Regions from separate parts of the Homo sapiens genome. Here region 2 is linked to region 1. The links are chromatin loops, found by intact Hi-C in ENCODE. Cell type or tissue: heart left ventricle. All regions are shown on one strand. Each heading gives the region's core, and the rest is flanking DNA. Links, peaks and the distances in the headings are about the cores only. Region 1 overlaps FARS2 (phenylalanyl-tRNA synthetase 2, mitochondrial). Region 2 overlaps FARS2 (phenylalanyl-tRNA synthetase 2, mitochondrial).

What was found. Hi-C counts contacts between places; a loop is a spot of excess contacts. Peaks named below come from ENCODE experiments on the same cell type or tissue, not always from the same donor. Only the 100,000 strongest peaks of a DNase experiment are listed, where the experiment ranks them.
Region 2: a loop joins it to region 1, with 4 times the contacts of the local background. A loop is called at or near these places in 3 of 110 quality-filtered maps.

Annotation. Positions count from the first base shown.
Region 1 is chr6:5,764,678-5,767,599 of GRCh38, reverse strand. All of the region lies in intron 6 of FARS2 (phenylalanyl-tRNA synthetase 2, mitochondrial), which reads right to left. Among named protein-coding and RNA genes, the nearest start is that of NRN1, 240 kb to the left of the region's middle. In heart left ventricle, for the core only: a CTCF peak has its summit at 1,121 (motif pointing right); no DNase peak of the experiment used is centred there; H3K27ac peaks cover 1,398 bases.
Region 2 is chr6:5,581,495-5,584,416 of GRCh38, reverse strand. All of the region lies in intron 5 of FARS2 (phenylalanyl-tRNA synthetase 2, mitochondrial), which reads right to left. Among named protein-coding and RNA genes, the nearest start is that of FARS2-AS1, 120 kb to the right of the region's middle. RefSeq lists an enhancer at 1,905-2,922. In heart left ventricle, for the core only: a CTCF peak has its summit at 1,506; no DNase peak of the experiment used is centred there.

The sequences.
Region 1 (2,922 bases), core at 171-2,670:
GTGGCAGGGCTGGATTCAAAACTAAGCAATCTGGTGGGAATGTAAAATAGTACAAACCACAGTATGGTGGTTCCTCAAAAAGTTAAACACAGAATTACCATATAATCCAGCAATTCTACTCCTAGGAATATATCCTAGAGAATTGATAGCATGTGTTGAAACAAAAACCTGTCCAAGAATGTTCATAGCAGTATTATTCACAATTGCCAAAAGATGAAAATGTCCACTAATATCTGGATGGATTGGCCGGGCGCGGTGGCTCATGCCTGTAATCCCAGCACTTTGGGAGGCCAAGACGGGTGGATCACTTGAGGTCAGGAGTTTGAGACCAGCCTGGCCAACATGGTGAAACCCCGTCTCTACTAAAAATACAAAAATTAGCCAGGTGTGGTGGAGGGCGCCTGTAATTCCAGCTACTTGGGAGGCTGAGGCACAAGAATGGCTTGAATCTGGGAGGTGGAGGTTGCAGTGAGTGGAGATCGCCCCACTGCACTCCAGCCTGGGCAATAGAGTGAGACTCAGTCTGAAAAAAAAATTTTTTTTGGATGGATTAACAAAATGTGGTATATCCACACAATGGAATATTATTTAGCCATAAAAAGGAATGAAGTACTGATACATGGATGGATACTAGATGGAATGTGGATGAACCTCAAGAACAGAAGTGAAGAAAGCCAGATGCAATAGAACACATATTGTACAATTCCATTTACAGAAGATATCCAGAAAAGGGGAATCTATAGAGATAGAAGGCAGACTGATGGTTACCAGGGGTCATAGGGGAGACTGCTTCATAGGGATATGGTTTTCCTTTGGGGTAATGACATATTTTACAACTAGATAGAGGTGATGGTTGCACAACACTGTTCTCATACTAAATACCACTGAATTGTACACTTTAAAAAATGGTTAATGTTATGTCAATTTTTCCTCAATTAAAATAATAAAAACTAGGAAATCTGGTTTCAGAGCCCAGCTATTAACTGTCACCCTCTTCCTTTAATCCCAATGTCCTCTAAGAAGTGACAAGGTTTGCAAGTTATGGAGAAGAGTAATTTCTTTTAACTGTTCTGTTAAAAAATGAGATGGAATGAGCCCATGCTCCTCTCTGGCTCTGCCCTTCCACCAACAGAGGGCACAGCTGGACAGGAAGAATGACTGTGAGTGGGGTGGGCTGTGCCTGGGGCACAGACGATTTAATGTCTTTCCTGCTTATAGGGGCATTAAAAGGTGGTCTGGGAAGCCAGACAGCTGGCTGGGAAAATGGGATGGCTGCAAGGGTAAGAAAGGAAGGGTAAGAGCATGGGGGCCGGGGTGGGCACCACGAGGTTGCTACTGTCCTCCCCCAACTCACGCAGGCACACTCATCAGGACAAGAAGCCTGCCCCGAAGGACAGAACAGGCTGCACTGACTACCTGGAGTTTTAGAGGCAAACAAAAGTTCTCTTTTATGTACTTCACAGCTTCTACTCATAGGCAAAGTAAACCAGATTGCCCATTACTAAGTCTGAGAGGTCAAATCCCATTATAAGGAGTTTGAAGAGAGATTCTAAAAAAATTTTTTTGGTGCTACAATTTCATTGCATTGGGGTATTGGCTAAAATGAGTTGGTCACTGGATAGAGTTTGATTTTTTTTAAAGATTTTGGTATAGGCATCTTAGAATGTTTGAACCTCTGGGGCTTCCATTGTCACCAGTTTATTCATAGATTCCTTTAGTTATTCAACAAACAGCATGTTTCAGTCACTGAGTTGGACACAGAGAAGCACATGAAGGGGACCCAGTATCTGCCCTCAACCAGCTCACATCCGGGAGTTAGCAGCCTGCTGAGGTCCTGCAGAAACCCAGGAGCCGGCTGAGCAAAGGACTGTTCCCTAGTACGCCCATGACAGCAGGAGGGGCTGGTACTTGCTTGGCGATGAAGTCAGCCACACCGCACCCCACGTGGAACCTCATGTTCTCCCGAGATTTGCTCTTCAGTGCATAATTTCTCCCACCTCCCCGAGAACACTGACACGCGCTGTTTGTCTAGTACAGTGCGGCACTACAGGGCCCACCAGAGGGCTTCAGGTTATCCTGCCTGCTAGGAGCTTACCTCTTGAGAGGGGCAAACAGAATATAAGACAGCCCACGCTCCCTGCCATTGGCAGGTGATGAGCGATGCCATAGTACATGCTGTGCCCAGGGCCCACCTCTTCCACTCTCCCACTGCCGCCCGTCAGCTCCCCTTCTGAGAGATTCAGCCTGGCTCTTGAAACTGGAAACATGACTCAAGCTTTTCCTGAAACTTACTTTCACTTGGATCCTGGTCCCTGCTCCAGTGTGAATGCCACCTAACTTTACCATCCTGTACAAGAGTAGCTGCTTGTGTGGAAGCCGAGAGCCAGGGCCAGAGGGGCAGCCCCGTGTGGGCCAATGGGAGAGCTGGGCTGGACGGCAGAATGCAACAGCAGGGAGGGGATGGCATATTTCAATGCCGCCTCCTACCAGAGCCCCTAGACCAAAGACAAGGATGTATAGGTGCTGAGTATAGTCAGGGCTGGATCAGTGAAGCATTCTCAAAACTATAAATGTTTAAAAGGGGTCCCTCCCCAGTGATTATTTTCTTTTCCCGATCAACTTAAGTGATACAACTAACAAGTACCAAAAGCACTGCCAAGAGTGTCACTGCTCTCCAGTTCAAAGTGTGCCAAGAAGGAGATTTTCTAAAGAACTCTCAAGCCTTATTGGAAAGCTGGCACAAGGGGTCAGAGTGTTAGCGAGGGTTGGAATTCCTCTATCATACAACCACTTGGTTTACCCTGGCAACCAAACAGGCTCTGCACTCAAAATAAAACCTTTCCAGGGGATCCAGCCAAATCCCAGCTCCTGCAACATCCACAATAGTCTGCTTCTCCATCTGTGACAGAGCAGCGACTTCAT
Region 2 (2,922 bases), core at 300-2,799, 180 kb after region 1:
AAAAGTCAAGCTAAAAGGTCTGCTTGTTTGTTCTGATGGTGGGGTGCTGGGGTGGGGGAGAAATGATGATGTTGCAAAAATTACCCAATTCTTTAAGGGAATCTAGCAATTCTGCTGTTTTTAATCATACACATTTGATGAATGGGTTTCTAAAACTAAAAGGAAGAGTGTAGAATTCTGACAGGCAGTGGGAAGGGGCTGACTCTACGCCAACTTCTTATGCTGTCGGGCAGGAACTCAGGGCCCGCAGGGTCCTCATCCGAACACTCAAGGAGTGTGTGTGTGTGTGTGTGTGTGTGTGTGTGTGTCAGAGAGAGAAAGAGAGAGAGAATGTCGGGGGGAGCTAGCTAAGGGGAGAAACTGGAACTAATGGCTATTCCATTACAGAAACAGAGATACCTCCTGGAAAAATCCTTCCTTCTGTTTTTGAATTCCATCACAAATTGGATAAAAAAGCCATTGAACCTTTAAGAAACAGCAATAGTTTTCTCAGGAAGTAAGTGCAAAATGCATCACATTCAGGCACACAAAGAAGGACCCTTGCAAAACAGACTTCCCCAGTGAGAATAGCCAGTTGCCTGTGCCCGGGATGGAACAGACTGCAGGGTTATCACATTCAGGAACGATATGAACCAGACTGCCTGGGTTTAACCTGGCTTCCTCACTTACTTTCAGAGTCCTGTGGCCTTAGGCCTGTTATCTAACCTTTCTAGGTCTCAGTTTCCTCATCTGTAAAATGGGAATAGTAACAATATCTATGTAATAGGTTTTTAAAAAATACATAAAATGCTTAGAACAGTACCTGGAAGTAAGGCTTAAGGATCTGTTAAACAAACAAACGACTCTAATTGTAAATATAGGCAGGTTGAGTGAGCTGGTTTCTGTTAGGGAACAATTTTATTTATTAGTAATGTAAATGGCAGCCATGTTTCTCTGGAAGATTTTAAGCTGCCATACAAATGAAATCTCTTGGAAGCAGAGCCGTCTTTATTCATTTTATAAATAGGGAGACTGAGGCACAGCAGAGAACACTTAAGCATGTATGATTCTTCCACAAATTCTGCAGAATGCCTCTCACCTGGCTGCAGGTGCTCAATAAACACTGGTGGACTGAGCTGAACTTCCAGAGGTCCAAGACCTATCTGCTCATGCAAACAAGATAGAAATGTTCTTCTTTATTCTAATTTCACTCATTTTAGAGGTTCTAATTGCTAAGGAAGAACAGTGATATATTAGGCATAGTGACCATTTTGTTTTTACAATAACTTTTTAATTTTAAGCATGAGAATTATGTATTGGACACAGGGACCACTTATCCATTGACTGGTAAGATGTTTGTTTAGAGGGTGTCACTGGTCTAATGATGAAAGAATGAGGGCTGGAAATCATCAGACACACCACCACAGCACATTATTTTTTACAGCCCATTAGGCCTTGGCTAACCCATTTTAATACAACTCAAATGTCTCTATGTGAGCTTCACAGCTCACCCTGCAGGCCTGCAGGGAAACACACTCAAGCAGTCAAAAATCAACCATCATGGAACCTGCAAGTTGAACACTGTTGCAACCACAATGATATCATAAACTTCAGTATTCCATGTCTCAGAGTTTAACATAAAGAGCTATTTTGCTGAAAGTGCAAACAAAAATTTTTTAACTTTGTAGAAGTTCATCTTTTTAATTTGGTGAAATCTGACTAAAAGCCCAGCCATGGAGCCATGGAGAGTTTTACATCAGTATATACACACAAACTTAGAGTTATCTGGTAGCAATGGCTCTGCCAGAAATTGTCAGCATGAACTACATGAAATTTTTAATAAGTGACTGGCTTTTGATACCTAAAAAAGCAATTTCGTATGGGCCACCTGATAGTTGTGTACCGTAGGACAGATGTCTAAATTCTCTAAATGTCAGTTCCCTCATCTGCAAAATGGGACACTCTTCGTACTTTCTTTATGGTGTTATTGTAAAGATTCTAGGAAATACATGCAAAGTATTCAGCATAGCCACCGTGGGTCCATAAGTACTTAACATAGGTAAGTCATTATTTGTAGTCATTATGTTAGCATCCAGTTATGTTGCTAAACCGGAAGTATGTTACTGTGACCATTTATAGAAGCGCATCAGGAATTAACCGGAAGTATGTTACTGTGACCATTTATAGAAGCGCATCAGGAATTAACCGGAAGTATGTTACTGTGACCACTTAGAAAAGCGCATCAGGAATTAACCGGAAGTATCTTACTGTGACCATTTATAAAAGCACATCAGGAATTAACCGGAAGTATGTTACTGTGACCATTTATAGAAGCGCATCAGGAATTAACCGGAAGTATGTTACTGTGACCATTTATAGAAGCGCATCAGGAATTAACCGGAAGTATGTTACTGTGACCACTTAGAAAAGCGCATCAGGAATTAACCGGAAGTATCTTACTGTGACCATTTATAAAAGCACATCAGGAATTAACCGGAAGTATGTTACTGTGACCATTTATAGAAGCGCATCAGGAATTAACCGTAAGTATGTTACTGTGACCATTTAGAAAAGTGCATCAGGAATTAACCGGAAGTATGTTACTGTGACCATTTAGAAAAGCGCATCAGGAATTAACCGGAAGTATGTTACCGTGACCATTTAGAAAAGCGCATCAGGAATTAACCGGAAGTATGTTACCGTGACCATTTAGAAAAGCACATCAGGAATTAAGGGCCTGGCTCCTCAGAAAGAACCACTCCATGTCCCAACGTGCAGAGGCAGGACACCTCACGATGCCCTTCTTTCTTTTTGCTCCCTCTTCAGCATTAACAGCAGTTTCAACAAAGCAGCTGTCAGCTGGAGGGGGATGCCAGGGCTCAGAGCAAACAAGCATATACCCAGCAACTGGCACACACCTGGCTGGAAACTGCCTGTGTGCGA